4 separate regions of the Homo sapiens genome follow, and regions 1, 3 and 4 are each linked to region 2. Evidence: chromatin contacts called from ENCODE Hi-C data. All regions are on one chromosome and are shown on one strand. Each heading gives the region's core, a stretch centred on a gene start or an enhancer-like site at or near the end of the contact. The rest is flanking DNA. Distances are from core to core; before and after follow the strand shown.

The links. Hi-C counts contacts between places; a loop is a spot of excess contacts on that map. Pooled maps may share reads with other maps.
Region 1: a map with no recorded cell type shows a loop between it and region 2 (21-fold over the local background). The contact joins two enhancer-like sites. A Hi-C loop is called at or near these places in 3 of 37 single-sample maps with no recorded cell type and 4 of 50 pooled maps.
Region 3: a pooled map shows a loop between it and region 2 (7-fold over the local background). The contact joins the promoter of WIPF1 here to the enhancer-like site in region 2. A Hi-C loop is called at or near these places in 6 of 37 single-sample maps with no recorded cell type and 3 of 50 pooled maps.
Region 4: a pooled map shows a loop between it and region 2 (4-fold over the local background). The contact joins the promoter of GPR155-DT here to the enhancer-like site in region 2. A Hi-C loop is called at or near these places in 3 of 37 single-sample maps with no recorded cell type and 5 of 50 pooled maps.

Annotation. Positions count from the first base shown.
Region 1 is chr2:174,748,225-174,752,877 of GRCh38, reverse strand. CHRNA1 (cholinergic receptor nicotinic alpha 1 subunit) reads left to right here. Exons shown (of 9, transcript NM_000079.4): 7 at 2,709-2,932; 8 at 4,059-4,298; 9 at 4,623-4,653. Among named protein-coding and RNA genes, the nearest start is that of CHRNA1, 14 kb to the left of the region's middle. RefSeq lists a silencer at 164-233 and an enhancer at 1,581-1,760. Within about 2 kb of position 1,722, at least 3 of the 41 ENCODE cell types and tissues checked have a DNase peak (open chromatin) inside an H3K27ac peak, as active enhancers do.
Region 2 is chr2:176,930,516-176,934,763 of GRCh38, reverse strand. No RefSeq gene overlaps it. Among named protein-coding and RNA genes, the nearest start is that of MIR4444-1, 280 kb to the left of the region's middle. RefSeq lists an enhancer at 2,565-2,864. Within about 2 kb of position 2,368, at least 4 of the 41 ENCODE cell types and tissues checked have a DNase peak (open chromatin) inside an H3K27ac peak, as active enhancers do.
Region 3 is chr2:174,596,189-174,600,759 of GRCh38, reverse strand. It overlaps WIPF1 (WAS/WASL interacting protein family member 1), which reads left to right and starts at 2,956. Exons shown (of 8, transcript NM_001375834.1): 1 at 2,956-3,159. RefSeq lists an enhancer at 2,754-2,933.
Region 4 is chr2:174,484,205-174,488,890 of GRCh38, reverse strand. It overlaps GPR155-DT (GPR155 divergent transcript), which reads right to left and starts at 1,503. Exons shown (of 3, transcript NR_183819.1): 1 at 1,475-1,503; 2 at 1-856. GPR155 (G protein-coupled receptor 155) reads left to right here and starts at 1,862. Exons shown (of 16, transcript NM_152529.7): 1 at 1,862-2,018. RefSeq lists silencers at 1,722-1,901, 2,165-2,347 and an enhancer at 2,242-2,311.

The DNA of each region.
Region 1 (4,653 bases), core at 473-2,972, 2.2 Mb after region 2:
GCAAGTCACTATTCATAAACAACTTATGGCAGACAAGTTTGAAAAAAAGAAAGATGCTACAGACAGACCTCAAGCTTATGACAGGTAGCAATTTTTATCAAAATGACTTTAAAAAAAAAAAAACCACAAAATCTTAAATCCAACTTGCCAACTAGGAAAAAAGATTATTCATTTACTCATTCAGTGAATATTTGTTGAACAAATATGATGTGGTAGATAGACCGCAGAGAATAAGACAGAAAGTGCCTCACCCCTCAGAGTGCATGTTCCAGTGACTGCATTTGGGGTTTCATTTTTGTTTTTGTTTTGAGACCGGGTCTCACTCTGTTGCCCAGGCTGCAGTACAGTGGCATGATCACGGCTCACTGCAGCCTCAACCTCCTGAGCTCAAGTGACCCTTTCACCTCAGCCTCCTGAGTAGCTGGGACTACAGGCATGTGCCACCACACTCGGCTAATTTTTGTATTTTTTGTAGAAACGGGGTTGCACCATGTTGCCGAGGCCAGTCTCGAACTCCTGGGCTCAAAGATCTGCCTACCTCGGCCTCCCAAAGTGCTGGGATTACAGGTGTGAGCCACTGTGCCTGCCCTGCACTTGTTTTTAAACAAATAATCACAAACACAATTCTTTCAACTTTCTAATCAAATGAAACTTTTTTACATTAAAAAAATAAATAAATAGAGATGGAGTCTTGCTATGTTGCCCAGGCTAGTCTCAGACTCCTGGCCTCAAGTGATCCCCCTGCCTTGGCCTCCCGGGGTGTTAGGATTACAGGCATGATCCACCGCACCAGGCCCTCAAATGAAACTTTTTAAAATAAAAACACTGTCGGGGCATTATGGGAACTAACAAGAGTCTCTATAAACGTTAAATGATTTGTGCTTGAAAAGTGCTTAGGGGCCAGATGCAGTGGCTCACACCTGTAATCCCAGCACTTTCGGAGGCCAAGGCGGATGGATCACTTGAGGTCAGGAGTTTGAGACCAGCCTGGCCAACATGGTGAAACCCCATCTCTATTAAAAATACAAAAAATTAGCCAGGTGTGGTGGCACGTGCCTGTAATCCCAATTACTTGGGAGGCTGAGGCAGGAGAATCGCTTGAACCCTGGAGGCGGAGGTTGCAGTGAGCTGAGATGGCACCACTGAACTCCAGCCTGGGCAACAGAGTGAGACTCCCTCACAAAAAAAAAAAGAAGAAAAAAAGAAAGAAAAGAAAGAAAGAAAAAAGAAAAGCACTTAGCACAAAAATTATGCTTGATAAATGTTGGCTATTATTATTATCATTATTATTAATCAACAAATTTTATATAAGTGGACAAATATTTTGTATTTGTAATTGTATTCTTTTTCACTTTGAAAGGTTTTCCTACCCACCAGGTAGAATTGACAATTTCTTGTTTGTTTCCACTCTTTATCGTATACATACATACATATTCTATATATATTCTAGCATCCGGAAGCAGCCAGTAGGGGACAGCTTCATCATTGAAAGCAGGGTAACACAAGGGTTTCCAGCAGCACCAACAGCAAGGCCAGCCCAGGGAAAGTCCCTCCCAGAGCTTCTCTGCTGCACCTAAGGTGGTCAAGCCTCACAAAACTACCTCAGTGCCATTCGGCCCCTGACCTTCCTGCTGCCAAGTTTGCCCAGCCAAAACTCTCCTGAGATCAAAGGGCCTGCAGAAAAGAGGTGGGGGCTGGGGAAATCCCTGCTCCCTTAGTATGCAAAAAAAACAAAACAAGAAATAAGTGAGAAGACAAACTTCCTCTTATATGAAAATGAGACAGCGAGTGGTGTGAAACCACTGTATCAGAAGATCACTCAGGACGTCAAGGAGAACTCCTTAGCCTTCCGGATTTTGTCCTTTTCTTGGGTTTTGGTCTTACAGCTTGCTCCCTCAATAACAGAAAGATATGTGTACTTCTGGGCTGCCCATTCATCTGCTGGGTAAGAAATAGGCCAGGGGTGGTTCCGTTTTATGAGGTTTAATGCATCCTGCTGCAGAAGGGAAATGCCACACCGAGTCCAGCTTGTCCACCCAGAACTCCTTTCAGTTCCCTGGGTTCCACCAAGAATCAGAAATCTGGAGCATGAGATGAAATATTGTTCCGTTTTCTGCTTGGCAGCCTCTAATGGAAATGCTTGCCACTGGCTGCTGTCAGAAAAGTTAAGGTATGGTGGTTACATAGGAAATTCTGCAGAAAAAAATGCTTTGAGATTTCCCAGAATAATGCTTTGAGAACATGTCAGTCACATTCCTCTTACCCTTGGGTTTCAGTGGTGAATTAGTTTGCTTGGGCTGCCACACAAAACACCATAGGCTGTGAGGCTTAGATAACAGAAATGTAATTTCTCACAGTTCTGGAGACTGGAATTCCAAGATCAAGGTGCCAGTAGAGTTGGTTTCTTGTGAGGCCTCTCTCGGTTTGTAATGGCCATCTTCTTCCTGTGTCCCATGGCCTTCCGTCTATGCATCTGTGTCCTAATTCCTCTCCTTATAAGGACACTAGTCATACTTGATTACTCACTACCCCATATCACCTCGTTTTCATTTAATTACCTCCTTAAAGTCCCTGTCTTCAAATACAGTCACATTCTTAGGTCCCAGGACTCAGGACTTCCACATATAAATGGTGGGGTGGGAGGAACACTGCAGCCCAACCCAGATGGGTAGTTGTGGGATTTTTTTTTTTTTTTTTGGTCTTTTCAGGGGAGAAGATGACTCTGAGCATCTCTGTCTTACTGTCTTTGACTGTGTTCCTTCTGGTCATCGTGGAGCTGATCCCCTCCACGTCCAGTGCTGTGCCCTTGATTGGAAAATACATGCTGTTCACCATGGTGTTCGTCATTGCCTCCATCATCATCACTGTCATCGTCATCAACACACACCACCGCTCACCCAGCACCCATGTCATGCCCAACTGGGTGCGGAAGGTGAGTGGGGAGGCCCCTGCAGACTTCACACGGAGGCACATCTACAGGCCTCCCCTTCGAGGAGCCAGTGGGTTTCTAGCTAATACTTGGGGCTATTTAGGAACTAAGTTCTCTTTGGGCTTTAGGGAATTTTTGGAAGGAACTTTCTTTGGCCTCTTTTTAGGAATAAATAACTCCTGTAGCCTTCCCAGAGAGAAAAGAAAAACAGAATTAACAAAGCTCATTCCAAATTCAAGTTTAAAGAATCTCTTTGATCAGAGAAGATGAACAAACGGCTGCTTTTTATTGAAATGCCGTGAAATTCTCGCGATTTCTTTTGTATGTTTTCCAATCTGTGAACAGACTGGCTTATTTTTTGCTGGTGAAATCATCTGTTGAGAATAGAATGAATAGAATGAGGGCTAGAGATGGGAGGGTTCCTGATGAGAGAGGGTCAAAAAGTGAGTTTTAGTGAAGGACTAGGTCTGAAATAGTTACGTTATTGAATTTAAAAATTTAACATTTCAAATATGTCTTTCTTTGACAAAACTTTACAGAGACACTGAAGTCCAGGATCTTTTGTCCAGAATGTAAAATATTTGTCAGGAATTGACAAAAGAAGCTACTGCTCACAATGTACTCTTTTAAGAGGAGAGTAAGAGTCCCTGTTTCTGTAAAGGCTGATAGATGACTGCTGGCAATACCTGTACTGCAGTTTCTTCAGGAACAGGAAACAGAAGAAAACAATCTAGCTGTTTTGTGGGATATATTTGAAGTGGAGGGGCCCCTTCTTTAACCATTTGATCCTGGTGACACATTGCTAAGGCATTTTCCATACCTGTAGGGGATCCTGACGCTTTTAAGCTCATTGGTGGCCCCAGGTCGATGACTGCACATGGGCTCCCTCCAGTGGCGAACTTCTCACATTACAGAATCATCACTGTTAACCATAGTCATTTCACAGGACCCGGGATACAGAGGGATCTTTGAAAAAATCTAGTATAGTTCTTTTGTTTTAAGGACAAGGAGGCTGAAGCCCAGAAAAACTGAATGACTTACCCCAAATCACATTGATAATTCAAAGACAGAGTTTTATGCTTGCCTCCTGGACAATAATTCTCATGCATGGATTTCTTTTTTATGTTAGGTTTTTATCGACACTATCCCAAATATCATGTTTTTCTCCACAATGAAAAGACCATCCAGAGAAAAGCAAGACAAAAAGATTTTTACAGAAGACATTGATATCTCTGACATTTCTGGAAAGCCAGGGCCTCCACCCATGGGCTTCCACTCTCCCCTGATCAAACACCCCGAGGTGAAAAGTGCCATCGAGGGCATCAAGTACATCGCAGAGACCATGAAGTCAGACCAGGAGTCTAACAATGTAAGCTTCGTGGCTTGAAATTCATGCCTCTGGGTTTAAATGGTCAAATGTATGAGCACAGGTGGTGAGTCTGACTTAACAAGTAGGTGGCATACAACAGGCAGCTACTGACCTAAGATGAACCCTGGTGACCGCCTCTAGACCACCTTAGTAAGTTATCACTTTGTAAATAATCTATTCAAAAAATAAAGACGATGCCAGCCAAGGGATGGGAGGACTTTGAGATCTACAAATTGAAGGGCCCATAGTTGATGCAAAGCACAAACGTTGTGAGTCCAGAAACCACCTTAGGGAGACTCTGTCTAACATTTTCCTCTCTCCCAGGCGGCGGCAGAGTGGAAGTACGTTGCAATGG
Region 2 (4,248 bases), core at 1,119-3,618:
GTATTTGAAAAGGTCAGTATACTAGTAACCTGTTGCTCTAAAATTGGCACATAGTGAACAGCCACAGCATCTCAGTGACATGTAACAGTAGACGGGTTTTCTTCTGTATCTGCAAGGACGGGTTTTCTTCTATATCTTATCGCCTAAGCTCCCTCTTGAGTCTCAGTGCTGGTTCACCTAGTTTGGGCTTATGTGGAGTGACTGCTTTGTTCCACACGTCTGTCCTCCTTTCCCTGTGACCACCGGTAACACAGGCGTGTCCTCTTCATGGTAATGGCAGAAATAGGAGAGAACAAGCAGAAAGCGGGACCTCAAGGCCTGGGCCTGGAGCTGGAACATCTGTCCGATCCATCTCATTCTATTGGCCCAAGCAAGTCATGTGTCCAAGCCCAGATGGAAAACAGATTTGCCTCTGTAGTGAAAGCAACTGCAAAGTCATAGGGCAAAGGGCGTGGCTATAGGTAGGGGTACAGGATGGGGGCCTGTTATGCAATCAACCATAGTGAACAAGTTTCTCTTTGCATTATTAACAGTATATGCACAACAAAACCCAAATGTGAATTTGACTTAACAGGAAAAAAAATGTATCCTTCATTCTTGTCCCTAAAATAATACTAATTTTAGTTGGATCAACTGTGTGATTCTCAATGAAGATATGTTAAGTCAGATTAATCATGTAAATAATTAGCAGAAGAATAAAAGAAAAAGTCATTGTTTTTAAAAACTCTGAATAAATTGATATATTTAAGCCACTTTGTTTCTCAATAGTATATCAAATCCAATTCTTAAAAACAAACCTGTGGGGGCTGGGTGTGGTGGCTCACACCTGGAATCCCAGCACTTTGGCAGGTGGATCACTTGAGGTCAGGAGTTCGAGACCAGCCTGGCCAACATGGCAAAACCCTGTCTCTACTAAAAATACAAAAATTAGCCAGGCATGGTAGTGCACGTCTGTAGTCCCAGTTACTCAGGAGGCTGAAGCAGGAGAATTGCTTGAACCCGGGAGGCAGAGGTTGCAGTGAGCCGAGATCACGTCACTATACTCCAACCTGGGCAACAGAGCGAGAATCTGTCTCCAAAAACCCAAAAGCAAACAAACCCATGGATCAGATCTTACCTACCATGGATTTTCATTGGTAAATAAACTCTTGGTATTCTGTATCTGCAAGGAGTCATCTGATATGCATGTCTGTTTGTTAAACTAGATTTTACTACAGCTTTTTGGGGTTGGTTTAAAGACTGTATTAGCACTGCATTCCTAATTAACTGCTGACACAAATACTAAGGGGGCAAGAGTGTTGCCCACAGCTTGCCTGCAGTTACCAGGTGTAATTATGCACATAGTAGAGATTCAAATCAAGAATAAATCAGTTTCTGGAAACATGCTGTAAGCACTCAGTGTATCGCCCTGCCATTTCCCCCGTTAGCGTTTTTGAGGCATGCACCCAATAGAAGAAATAGCAGGTAGCTACTGTTTAGCTGAATTTAACCTCTGAAGATAAGCATTTCTCCATGTTGTTGGCCAAACATAGAATTTTCTTTTTGCTTTTCACATGTAATGGGAATACAATGATTTCTTCTCATTGCCAAATCTTAGCTGAAGGAAACCTCAGATAATTTTGAAAACTCTCTTATTTTACCAGTTAACAGACATGGCCTAAAACAGTGATATAACTGTTTAAAGTCATCCAATTGGTTAGGGAGGGCTAACCAGAGAAGCTAGGTTTTTCTCACCACACTACACTTTTCATTTGGGAAACGGGGAGTGTTCATGGTTTGATGAATCAAGTACAGTGTAGGGAGCAGACTGTTATGGTCTGTAGACATAAGTGGGATTCAATTTTCTTGTTTGTTGAATGAGAATTATGCTTGTTATGTTATTAGAATGTTTGGGTCAGGAGCAAGTTCTTTTCAAAATAAATAATTTTATTTTGGAGAAATAAAGCAATCTGGGGAAAATTGCCACTGGCCAGTCCTTTTAAATCAATTCACAGGGTCAGTAGACTCTAGTACCGAGGTTGGATATGCTAAGGATAGAGCGAGAGAAAGAGCTCAGTGACTTTTTCAACAACTAGAGTTACTTGCTTAATTATACTTTTTTTTTTTTTAAAAAAGACCTTCGAGGTACAGTATGAGCAGGGAGTAGGGTGAGGACTTCCCTCAGCACCCATCACCAAGTACTCTCAGGGCACCAGCAGGCCCCCATGAAATAGGTGCTGCCAGAAGCCCATGCCTAAAATTTGCTTGGGATTCATCTCTTCCCTTTCTTTTTTATGATGCTGAACCAGAGGATAAAAAGATAAAGAATTGCACAGCCTGGCACGTGAATGCTTCCCCACTGCGTGCTGCTGTTGTGGGGAGGAAGTAGCAGCCGCCAACCGCTGTTTTATTAATAATGAGGCATTCACATAAATTCCATGCAAAATTGATTTTTGACTGTTATATAAGAATCAAATACTAGGCTTTAAAAAGTAATTGAGAAATCTATTTGTAATTTACTTTGCCTATAAGAACCCGCTGTCCTGCCATAAACAATTTTACAGTATTTTCCCCCCTGTTAAACAGCTATTTTTTACACATCTGTTTGGCCCTTTTGCACGACATGCAGTCAGGAGGTGTAACGAATACAGGTTTGAAACAACATGTGGCCACCATTTCTTTCAGTTTCATCTTCAAGGGGATCTCTTGAAAGTTGTGATATCATTTTCATCACAGTACAAGTGAAGTATGTTAATGGCTAGTTATCTGACACTGGGTGTTGACTGATGAGTCATAAATATGCCTTCTGGTGGTAGGAAAGCATGATGACAAAGCTAAGTAATGAAAAAAAAAAGAAAAAAAAACCCAAACCAACGAACCAAAACAGTCTGTTTCTCACTTGTCTTTAAATGCCTTAAGGGCTATGGTCAAATGGAAAGTTCTGTTACAAAGAGTTTCTCTGGGAACCTATTCAATATTCAGCAGTCCTGTACATATTCAACTGTACCAAAAGTATTTAAAGTGTAATTGATTTATTTCTAATTTTTCTTAAGATGGAAATTAGATGGACAAGAAAAGTTTTAAAAGACATAGGTAATGTTACATATTTTGGCTTAACTTCTATTTTCTAAGGATTATTTCTCAGAAGAGAACATGCTTCTGTTCTTATTCTAGGACTTTTTTTTTTTCCAAAAGAAATCCCTTAAAAAGAAAAACAAATCCCTAGTATATTTAAAAAATCCATTCCCCACCATGATCAAATTAGAACATTTCCATCACCCTAGAAGTTCCCTTGTGCTCCTACAGTCAATATATTCCCCCAGCTCTTGGCCCCAGCCAACCAACTACTGATCTGCTTTTTGTTGCTATGGTTTTGCCTTTCCTAGAATTTCATACAGACAGAATCATAGTATGTAGCCCTTTGTGTTTACCTTTTTTCACTTAGCATAATATTTTTGAGATTCACCTATGTTGTCGAGAGTACTAATATTTTGTTGCTTTTATAGTAATACTCCATTGGATATACCACAATTTGTTTATCCATTCACTGGTTAATAGATACTTGGGTTGCTTTCAGTTTTGACGATTATGAATAATGCTGCTATAAACATTGATGTAAAAGTTTTGCGTGGACACATTTTTATCTCTCTTGGGTAAATATCTAGGATAAAGATTGCTGGGTCACATGGCTTGTATATGTTTAACTATATAAGAAATAGTACCATTTTATACTGTCACACAGTCAATGTATGAGAGTTCAAGTTGTCCTACCTCTTCACCCATCCTTGATATTCTCAAGTGCGTAGTAAGTAGCTCATTATGGTTCTAATTGACATTTCCCTCATAATTTGTGATGTAGATCATCTTTTCATGTGCTTATTGGAATTTGTATAACTTCTTTTGTAAAGAGTCTCTTCAAATCTTTTCCCCATTTTATTGGGCTCTTGCCTTCTTAAGTTGTAAATATCTTTTATATATTCTGGATACAAGCCTTTTTGTCAGATATGTTTTTCATATCTATTATTTCAGTCCGGCTTGCCTTTTTTAACACTTTTTTCTGAAGAGCAAAAGCTTTTACTTTTGAAAATGTTTATAAATATTTTTCCTTATGAGTTGTACTTTTGGTGTCCTGTTTAAAAATGCCTTTCCTAACTGTTGTTACAAATATTTTCTCTTATATTTTCTTCCAGAAATGTAATAGTGTTAGCTCTTACTGTTTAGGCCTATGATGTATTTTGTGTTAGCTTTTAAAATATGTTGTAAGGTTGT
Region 3 (4,571 bases), core at 1,707-4,206, 2.3 Mb after region 2:
GGTCCCTGCTCTCATAGAGCTTGAATTCTAGTGGAGAGAAACATACAAGTAAATAAACAGATAAATAAGACAGTGTCAAGCGGTGACGCATGCTATGCATAAAAGAAAACAGCAGAAATGGGTCATGAGGGAGAGCATTTTTGCTGACATTTGAAGAATAAAAAGGAACAAAAAGATGAGTGTACCAGGCGTGAGTACCAGGCTTGCAAGTAAAAGGCCTGAAGATGCAAATGAGCTTGGTGCATTTAAGGAACAGAAAGATTTGGAAGGTAAATTAGCAAGGCAGAATATTACTTGAGATGAAGGCAGAGAGTTAAGGAGGGGCCAGATCTCGTGGGTCCCTGTGGACCTAAGAGTTTGGACTTTTTAAGTGAAATGAGAAGTCATTGGAGGGTTTTAAGCAGGGGAGGAACATTATCTAATTTATGTCCTAACATGCATAGTAGACACCTGATAAATGTGTCCAAAGTTGACTGTAGGAATAGACTCAAACTACACAACTACTCCCTTGCATGTCTTGGGGACTGCAGCCTTCTAGGTGACATACTCCCTTCTAAGTGAGCTTTTCCTAAGGTAGGGGTCTCCAACCAGTCTATGGCCCCTTAGGAACCAGGCCACACAGCAGGAAGTGAGCAGCTGGTGAGCAAGTGTTCCCTCCTGAGCTCTGCCTCCTATCAGATCAGCTGCGCATTAGATTCTCAGAGGAGCAAGAATCCTAAAGTGAACTGTGCATGCGAGCTCCTTATGAGAATCTAATGCCTGATGATCTGAGTTGGAGCAGTTTCATCCTGAAACCATCCCCACCCCCTGCCCCCACTCCGTGGAAAAATTATCTTCCACAAAACCAGTCCCTGGTGCCAAAAAGGTTAGGGACCACTCCCCTAAGGGATGGAAATAGCCATGAATGGTATGTGTACTGAGAGAGAGAGAGAGAGAGAGAGATAGCTAGAGAGAGAGAGAGAGAGAGTGTGTGTGTGTGTGTTTGGGGTGTCTTACTTAGAGAACTTCAAAATAATTCTGAAAATACGTAGAGAAATTGTCATATCGCCCATGTTCTCTTTTTAGACCCAACTATAATTAGACTTCCCCAAAGATTCACTCAGGCATTTACTTAATAGTTGATCAAGTTTTCTGTTTTCCTGAGGGTTTGTATCGCGGGAAGTGGCTGATAGCTGTAGGCCTCCACCTCTGTCCAGCCCCATGCCTGCAGGTATTTATTTGTGACCTAAGTCACGGGTGGACACCAGGCCAGAGTTAGACAAGAGGCGGTCCCTGCCTTCAAGGGGCTCCAGGCAAAGCAGAGGACTCTCAGTCACTTATTCTTGGGTACTCCACTCCAGGAACTGTGCCCATGGCCTGGCATCATGAATCTGCTCATGCAATTAGACTCCTATCTCAGGGAATTTTGAGTTTAAAAGATCCTTAGACATCATCTGTCCCAGTACTCCCCAGTAGGAGCACTTCTGGTATTTTGGGTGGGACTGTCATAAGCACCATAGGAAATTTCCCATTCCTGGCCCCACCCACTGAATGCTACAGGCCCCTGCCCCCACCATTCCCACTCACTGCTCACCACCCCCAACAGCTACCTGAGTTGAAAATTACTCATCTAGCCCAGTTCCATCACTTTACAGGTAAGGCAATGTTAGACAACATACGTTCTTTTCATGCCTCTGGCCTCTGATCCTAGCAGAATCAGGACCCAACATTCAGATTTTACAATGAAGCTAGTTTCTGAAATATGCCTCTCTTTTAAATTCTTTGACTGTTACTGTTTTCTCAGAGTTATATACTATGTGTTGCATATGTAAGTCTGAACCTTTAAGATGGGTTAAGAAAAAATTATGAGCATTTTCAGATCGTTCTATACATAACTCAAGGTTTTGATAAAATGTTTTCTACATGTATTCCATTGCCATCCACCTCTTGAGTTCTTTAATAATGAGAAATCTGACTTTCTTCCTTCCACCCTCTTTATCTCTATGCTTTTGTCAAGCATCTTCTAGGAGAGTTACTGTTATCCCATTAAGTGTGGGGGACAGAAACATTTGGCATAGAAAGCTATGGATCTGCAGCTGACTTAAGCTGTATATTATTACCCTGACTTGGGCACCAAAATCACGTTTCAAAACTCATTTGCTGCCAAGTATGGTAGCTCAAGCCTGTAATCCCAGCAATCTGGGAAGCTAAGATGGAAGGATCACTTTGAAGCTAGGAGTGCAAGACCAGGCTGGGCAACAAAGCAAGATCCCATCTCTACCAAATATAAAAATAAAATAAATTAGCCAGGTGCAGTGGCATATGCCTGTAGTCTCAGCTACTCAGGAGGCTGAGGCTGGAGGATTGCTCGAACCCAGGAGGTCAGGGCCACAGGGAGCTATGATTACGCCACTGCACTCCAGCCTAAGTGACAGCAAGACTGTCTCTCTAAAAAAAAAGAAATAAATAAAACAAAACCAAAAAAAGAACCTCATTTGCCTTCATACACCTGACCTGCTCTCTTTACCTGCATTTGTAACTTTCTCCCCACACACTTGAATGCCCTGTAAATGAGAAGAAGCCCTTAGCCTAATGAAGCGATAAGGTAAGGTAGGTAAGAGCTTTTCTTTCTTGAGTGACTCTTTTCCCTATTACTCAATGGAATAGTCAGTATTTACAGTGATACTTTCAAATATAATTTTCCTAAAGGAATCTCAAGTTCCATGAACAGTTATTTTTGTGGGAATATCTAGAATAAAGTTGGACTCTTCACTGAGTGGAGGTGCTCATCTCCTCTTGTCACTGTACCAAATAGCTGTGTATTACACCTTGTGGGGAGGAGAAACATTTAATTTTTTTTAATTTAGGTTTTTTTTCTTGCTTGCTTCTTAAGCAAAACCAATCTAGTTTCTTTTTCTGCAGCAAAGGAGGAAGGAACAACAAACAACAAATTAATCAGACAGGAAGCGAATAACCACAGAAGGACGTCTGCCTCTGACTCAGTATGTCACATTTAACAAGAGGCCAGAGCTTGTCCAAAATGGCTGTCCAAAAACGACCCCACACTTGCGTTAGAAGATGATACCTTTTTCAGGGACAGTTTTCTCTCTTGGCTCCTGTCCCGCTGGCCCTCTGTCTGCCTGTGTCCCTGACCATGGCTCCCTGCAGTACCCTTTAACGGTAAGAAAAATTATATTCAAACTAAGTTTATTTCATTTATCAGCTACAGGGAAGAACTAAATGGCTTTTAATGGACCATAGTATGTCAAGATAAAGTTGTTTAATTTTTCTGTAGAGCACCATGTGAGCTATTCCTGTTGCCCAGAATGCTAGTTTCACCACTATGGTGATTGTGAATGATTCATAACTTATGCTTTGAGCCAAAATGTAAGCAAGATTTTCAATAGAATTTTTTTGACCACTGGACAAGTTTGGATCCACAGGAATTTATTTTCCCATTTAAATTGGGGGCTTATGTCGGTAAATATATCCTTTTGGTGTATGATACAGTTGTCCACACAACTGCCTTTGAATCTTTGGTGTGGCCAGCAACAATAAGTGCTTTAAAGTACAAGGAGCCATTGGAAGCTTCAAACGAAAATACCATGGAACTAAGCTGTTGCAGTTCTGTTGCTGCCAATGTGCTATTTAAGTTCAAAACTCAAACTAAACCATTTCTAAGCAGAGTCTTTTATAATACGATTTGTCTTTTAGAATAAGTCTATTCCTGTTATAACAGTGTGTGCACAATTACTATCGCAAATCAAATTCTACAGCATTAGTTATAACTTTATGTTTAATATGATTAATGTTTTGGCATAAAATATTGTGATTTTTAAAATTTCAAGCCATCTACTCAGAGGCTTATAGAGCAGAACTAAGGAAACTTTTTACATTAAAAAACTTTTTTCTAGAATATGTAGGAAGAAACAATTTGACTTATGTTCCTTTCTCCCCGTGAAGAAATATAAAATAAAGCTTTAAAAAACTCAGAAGGCACATATAACTTTAGTCACTAAGTACAAGTTTTTTGTTTTTTTTGTTTTTGTATTTTTAGTAGAGACAGGGTTTCATCATGTTGGTCAGGCTGGTCTCAAACTCCTGACCTCAAGTGATCTGCCCGCCTCGGCCTCCCAAAGTGCTGGGATTACAGGCATACAAGTTATTTTAAATAATTTAATGGCATAACTAGTATATGTAGTAGAGAATGGAGAGGTGGTAAATGAAAAGGCTACTGAAAGATTCTAACTAAGCAAAGTAAGACAGCTTGGTAGAGAGAAAGATGAAAGACTGGGGAAAGAATAGGACAGGACAGTGAGAAAGGAAGATGAGAAACTGGGAAAAGGTTTTGAGGTTGATCTGTGTGGAAATCATACTCTTACAATTCACTTGGACTACAGTGCTATGTGTTAACTTTATCAAGCTTTGTTCTTCTGTACTGGAATATCATCATGTCAAAACTCTTCCTTTTATCAGTCTAAGGTCATTAAATGACTTACCTGAAAGTCATTTTTCACTAAGTCAGGTTTTCTATTGCTCTTTGAAAAGTTTATTCATGGGCTATTTGCTCATAGCGCTTCAGCTACTCTAAT
Region 4 (4,686 bases), core at 254-2,753, 2.4 Mb after region 2:
TCCCCTGATAGTCAATGCTCAATAAGTATTTATTTAATTGAATTAATCTTCATACTTCCTAAACAAAAATCCTTTTAGCCTTGAGATAATTTAGATCTTCAATTTTTTTTTTAAGTAGTCAGGTTCAAGGGAAACAAAGAAGGCAGTTAAAAGTGAGGAAGACAGAGAACAAAGGAGAAGCAAAGAGAACTGGAGCAGGATCCATGCCTTTTATAGCTTTAATTTCTGCTCATTTTTCCTGCTAAGTTTCAGATCCTTTAACCTACCCTTAGCTTACTGTAATTTTTCTTAATAAGCCACACAATTTTGTATCTTTGCACTAAGATGGCCGAGATGATAGGAAGACACGGAAATTGCCATACAGAAATGTTTAAGATGCAAAGCAAGATAAAAGGTTGTAAACAAATGCTTGTAGATATCTTAAGTGGAAACATATATAAATATTTTAAAATTTGAAATAATTTTTATTTCAAAAGGCTAACTCAATTGCAGGATTTCTTCAGGTTTCAAAGTGGAGCACCATATTTGGGATACTATATATAGGTTTGTTGTCTGATGCCCATGGCAAGTTAATACACTGGGACACCAGGTTGCAGAAGAGAAAGAGGTTTAATCATAGGGCCACCAAACACAGATAGGAGGAAACCTCAAATTCGTCTCCAGGAGGACTTTGAGTCTCAGGTTCTTAAGGGTTTTAGAGTGGTCCCAAGTGTGGAGATCATTAATTGGCTGAAGAGTACAGGGCGAAGTCATGGGACAGCGAGATGAAGAAGCTGTATTCTCATGCTGATTCCCTTCTTCTGTGGCAGGGGTCTTCAAGCTGGCTGGCATCAGCTGTTTCGCTGGAATTTGGCGTCTGAAAAACATTTTAAGCAATTCTTAAAAAGCCTTACGACTCTTAACATCAGAAAGCCTATCTATAGGGACAACGGGATACAAATGTACTATCTAGCTCTACCCGACTTTCGGGTTACAAGGAAGTGGGTCAAAGTGTAGCCTGATTAATGCTTAATTATATTTTTGTCCAGAATTCTTATAAACCCTGTGAGGATAGTTTCAATACCTTTATTTCAAGAAGCTTTGGAAGTTTTCCATCAATGTAACCAGTTTCAGTATACTGAGTGGACATGCATGTAGTTCCCCACCCCCACCCCACCCCCGTACCGCAATAGAATAGAAGCAGTCATGGACGGGGCCCAGATTCTAAAACAAGCTCAGGGCTAAGGGTTTACATTTTAATCTCTTATGTAGGAACGTCAAGGTCACACTGCCTTGGTGAAGGTGGAAGGCAGGATTTTGACCCAGGTCTGATTCTAAGCCCTTGCTTTAAAACTCTATGCTATAAAAAGTCCTGGGCTAACCGGGAGCGAAACTGGCAGATCACACGAGGTTGAGGTTAAGCGGAAAGACAAGTCTGCTCTGCGTCTGTACTTGGGAAGAGGAAAAAAAACTGGACATCCCCCACGGCGGCTACCATTTTGTGGGAGCAGGGAAGCCGGAAGTCCCGCCCCGGAGGATCGCGGCTGGGAGGCTCCCAGCCGGCAGGGCGGGGCCGGGTACCCTGGGGCTCCGAGGCTGGAGGAGGGGGCGGGGACTGAAGGCGGGGTTGGGGAACGTGTGGCTCGGAGGCCCGAGGCTGTGGGTGGGGCCTGAGGGCGGGACGGAGACTCTGGGCTCAAGGCTCCTGGAAATGGGCGGGGCTCGAGGGCGGGAAGCGGCCCGTCTTGCTGGAAGTTCGGGGCTGGGGGCGGGGTCTGAAGGCGGGGCTGGGAGGGAGCGGGGCCTGAAGGCGGGGCGGGGGCGGGGCCTCGCGGCCGGCGAGGGGCTGAGCTGACAGGGCCGCATCGGCTTACCCCACCTTACTTTATCGGAACGTGCCTAAGCTGCTGCAGCTGGCACCCGGTTGCGCTCGGCGAAGAGGGCTGGGGGCGGGAGATGACGGTGGTCTTCTCCCTGCTTGGCACCCTGCGAGCACCAGCTCCCTTCTCCTCGCCACTCCAAGGTTGCAGACGAAGCAGGTGAGAGGGGCCCCTGGAGCGCGGACCTGCTGGGTCCTGGTTCTCCCTTGCGGGCACGGGGTACCCCTGCCTCTGCCCCTCAGGCCTGGGCACGTGGGCAGCCGCCGACCCTCTGCGCCCTGGCCCCGCGGCCCGTTGTCTGGACCTGCTGTCTCTGCCCCGCAGCGCCTGCCTGTGGAACGTGTGAGATCACCCGGGAAGGCTCGCGCGGGGGAGGGGGTGTCTCGTCCCCTCCGGAGACAGAACTGCCATCCCTAGTTTGGGAAGCTCCTCACTGCACGGGCGTCCACCCTGTCTTTCTTAGACTCTTCCCTTTATCCCGAGGGTACCCTCAGTATCTGGCCCTTCCGAAGGCTTCTGCCCAGGCACCTGGAGCACTGCGCCAAATTTTCTCCCTTACCCGTTTTTGGGGTATGTTAGTTACCATGACGTTGTGACTCCCGTGCCCTGGGAAGACTAGCGACCACCTTTTTCTTACGCCAGGCAAAGACCCCTGGCTGCCTTTCCACTTCCACAGCTGCCTTCCCAGGGGTTGGCTGGCAGCTGCTCTCCGAGCAGCCTATTCGGTTAGGAACTCTCTGCGCCCCTTATCTTGGAGGGCCACAGTCTGTCCCTGCAGACGAGGCAAGGAGGCAGTGCTCAGCGCTCCCTACCCTGGGTCTCTAGGGAGGACATTTGGCGCCCTGCAAGTAGGTAGGAGTGGGTGAATGGTGCGACTATTAATGTTGAAGAGTGCTCTAATAGTACCACACTGTATTACACTTATCCCACGGGATAAAGGATGTTGGATGTTTGAGAAATAGCCTGAGAGTTTAAAGCTTTCTCTATGAAGTTAGTCAACCCTCGCCTTCCCCCCGCATTTTCACTTAATAGCAGTTATTTACAGTATCAGTGGTTCGTTTATGTGATCTAAGCCAAATGTGATGTGGCTAGAAGCGGTTTGTAAGTACAGTAGCATTTCTTCAGTTCGTGCCTCAGCGAGTGGTCTTTTACTGTGAACGTGTTTGTTCTGTAACAAGCTTTGTTTTTATAGATAAAAAGGCTGGATGTAATTTTTTTTTTAAAACTTCCCTTGCTGTGGTTCCTGTTCATTTTAAAATATGCTTTAGAAAGCATATTATCTTCCCGTTTAAAAAAGATTAGGATGAAATGAAACTTTTAAAGTCATTTTGATTATTTTGACTTTACCTCAGCAGGTATTTCTTTTATAATACTGAGAAACGTTAAAAGAAACCTCATGGGGAGGGGCAGATTGCTTTTTTTTTTTTTTTTTCTTGAGACGGAGTCTTGCTCTGTTGCTCAGGCTGGAGGGCAATGGCAGGATCTCGGCTCACTGCAACCTCTGCCTCCCGGGTGCAAGAGATTCTCCTGCCTCAGCTTCCCGAGTAGCTGGGATTACAGGCATCTGCCACCAAGCCCGGCTAATTTTTGTCTTTTTAGTAGAGACAGGGTTTCACCATGCTGGCCAGGCTGGTCTCCAACTCCCGACCTCAGGTGATCCGCCCGCCTCGACCTCCCAGAGTGCTGGGATTACAGGCGTGAGCCACTGCGCCCGGCCCTTTTTTTTGTTTTGTTTTTTTGTTTTTTAATTTTTCAACGAATTGAAAGTTAATCTTGGACATTGCTACAACTATTTGACCATCACCCTGAGAAAAATGAAGAGCTCTGCCTTCACTGTTAACCATTTACTATCAAACCAAATTAAATTCAACTTATCTTAATTGTTTGGTATAAAACAAAAACTGATAAATTTATGACGCATCCCATCCCTCTTTTTTTAGTTGGTGGATCTTTTACCAGTTATGTTTGAAGAACTAACATGTTTACTTTTTTATCATTATTAGTAGTAAGACAACAGTTCCTAATAGCAATTGCTGCCGTTTTTTGAAGGCCTACTCTGTGATAAGCTGTATATAAAATATTCTATCCACACAATATCCCTCTAAGGAGGTCTTTGTTTGAGACAGGGTCTTACTCAGGCTGGAGTGCAGTGGTGTGATCATGGCTCACTGCAGAGACCTCCTAGGCTCAGGTGATCCTCCCACCTCAGCCTCCCAGGTAGCTGGGACAACAGGCACGCATGACTAAGCTCAGCTAATTTTTTGTAGAGACTAAGGTTTTGCCATGTTGGCCAGGCTGGTCTGAAACTCCTGGGCTCACACAGTCCACCTGCCTGGGCCTCTCAAAATGCTGGGATTACAGGCGTGAGCTGCTATGACTGATCCCTATAGGGAGGTTTTTACTCTCATTTTACAGTTGAGGAAACAAAGGTTCAGAAAGACTAAGTAACTTATGAGTTGATAAACCATAAAGCTCAGAATCTGTTTGACTCTCCACTGAACTTCTGCTAGTTTAAACTGTTGGTTAAAAAATATTATTGGAATGCCTTGACATGCTCGTGTTGTACAAGTAAGGGCTTATAAGCAGAATGAGTTATTAATACTCTAGGCACTTTTGAAAGTGAACAGAAGACTGGATTAATTTATCACTTTCCTGTTTAGCACTGCCTTTCCAAGTACACACCGTCTTAAGGGCTCCAAATGTTTAACGCCTTTGTTTAATTGTTTACCAGCTCCTTACTTCAAGTATGTGTATCTGTACCAACCGGTAGCTTTCCCAAGATATAATTTGATGCTTATTTGGTAAACTTCAAGTATGTGAGTAGTGT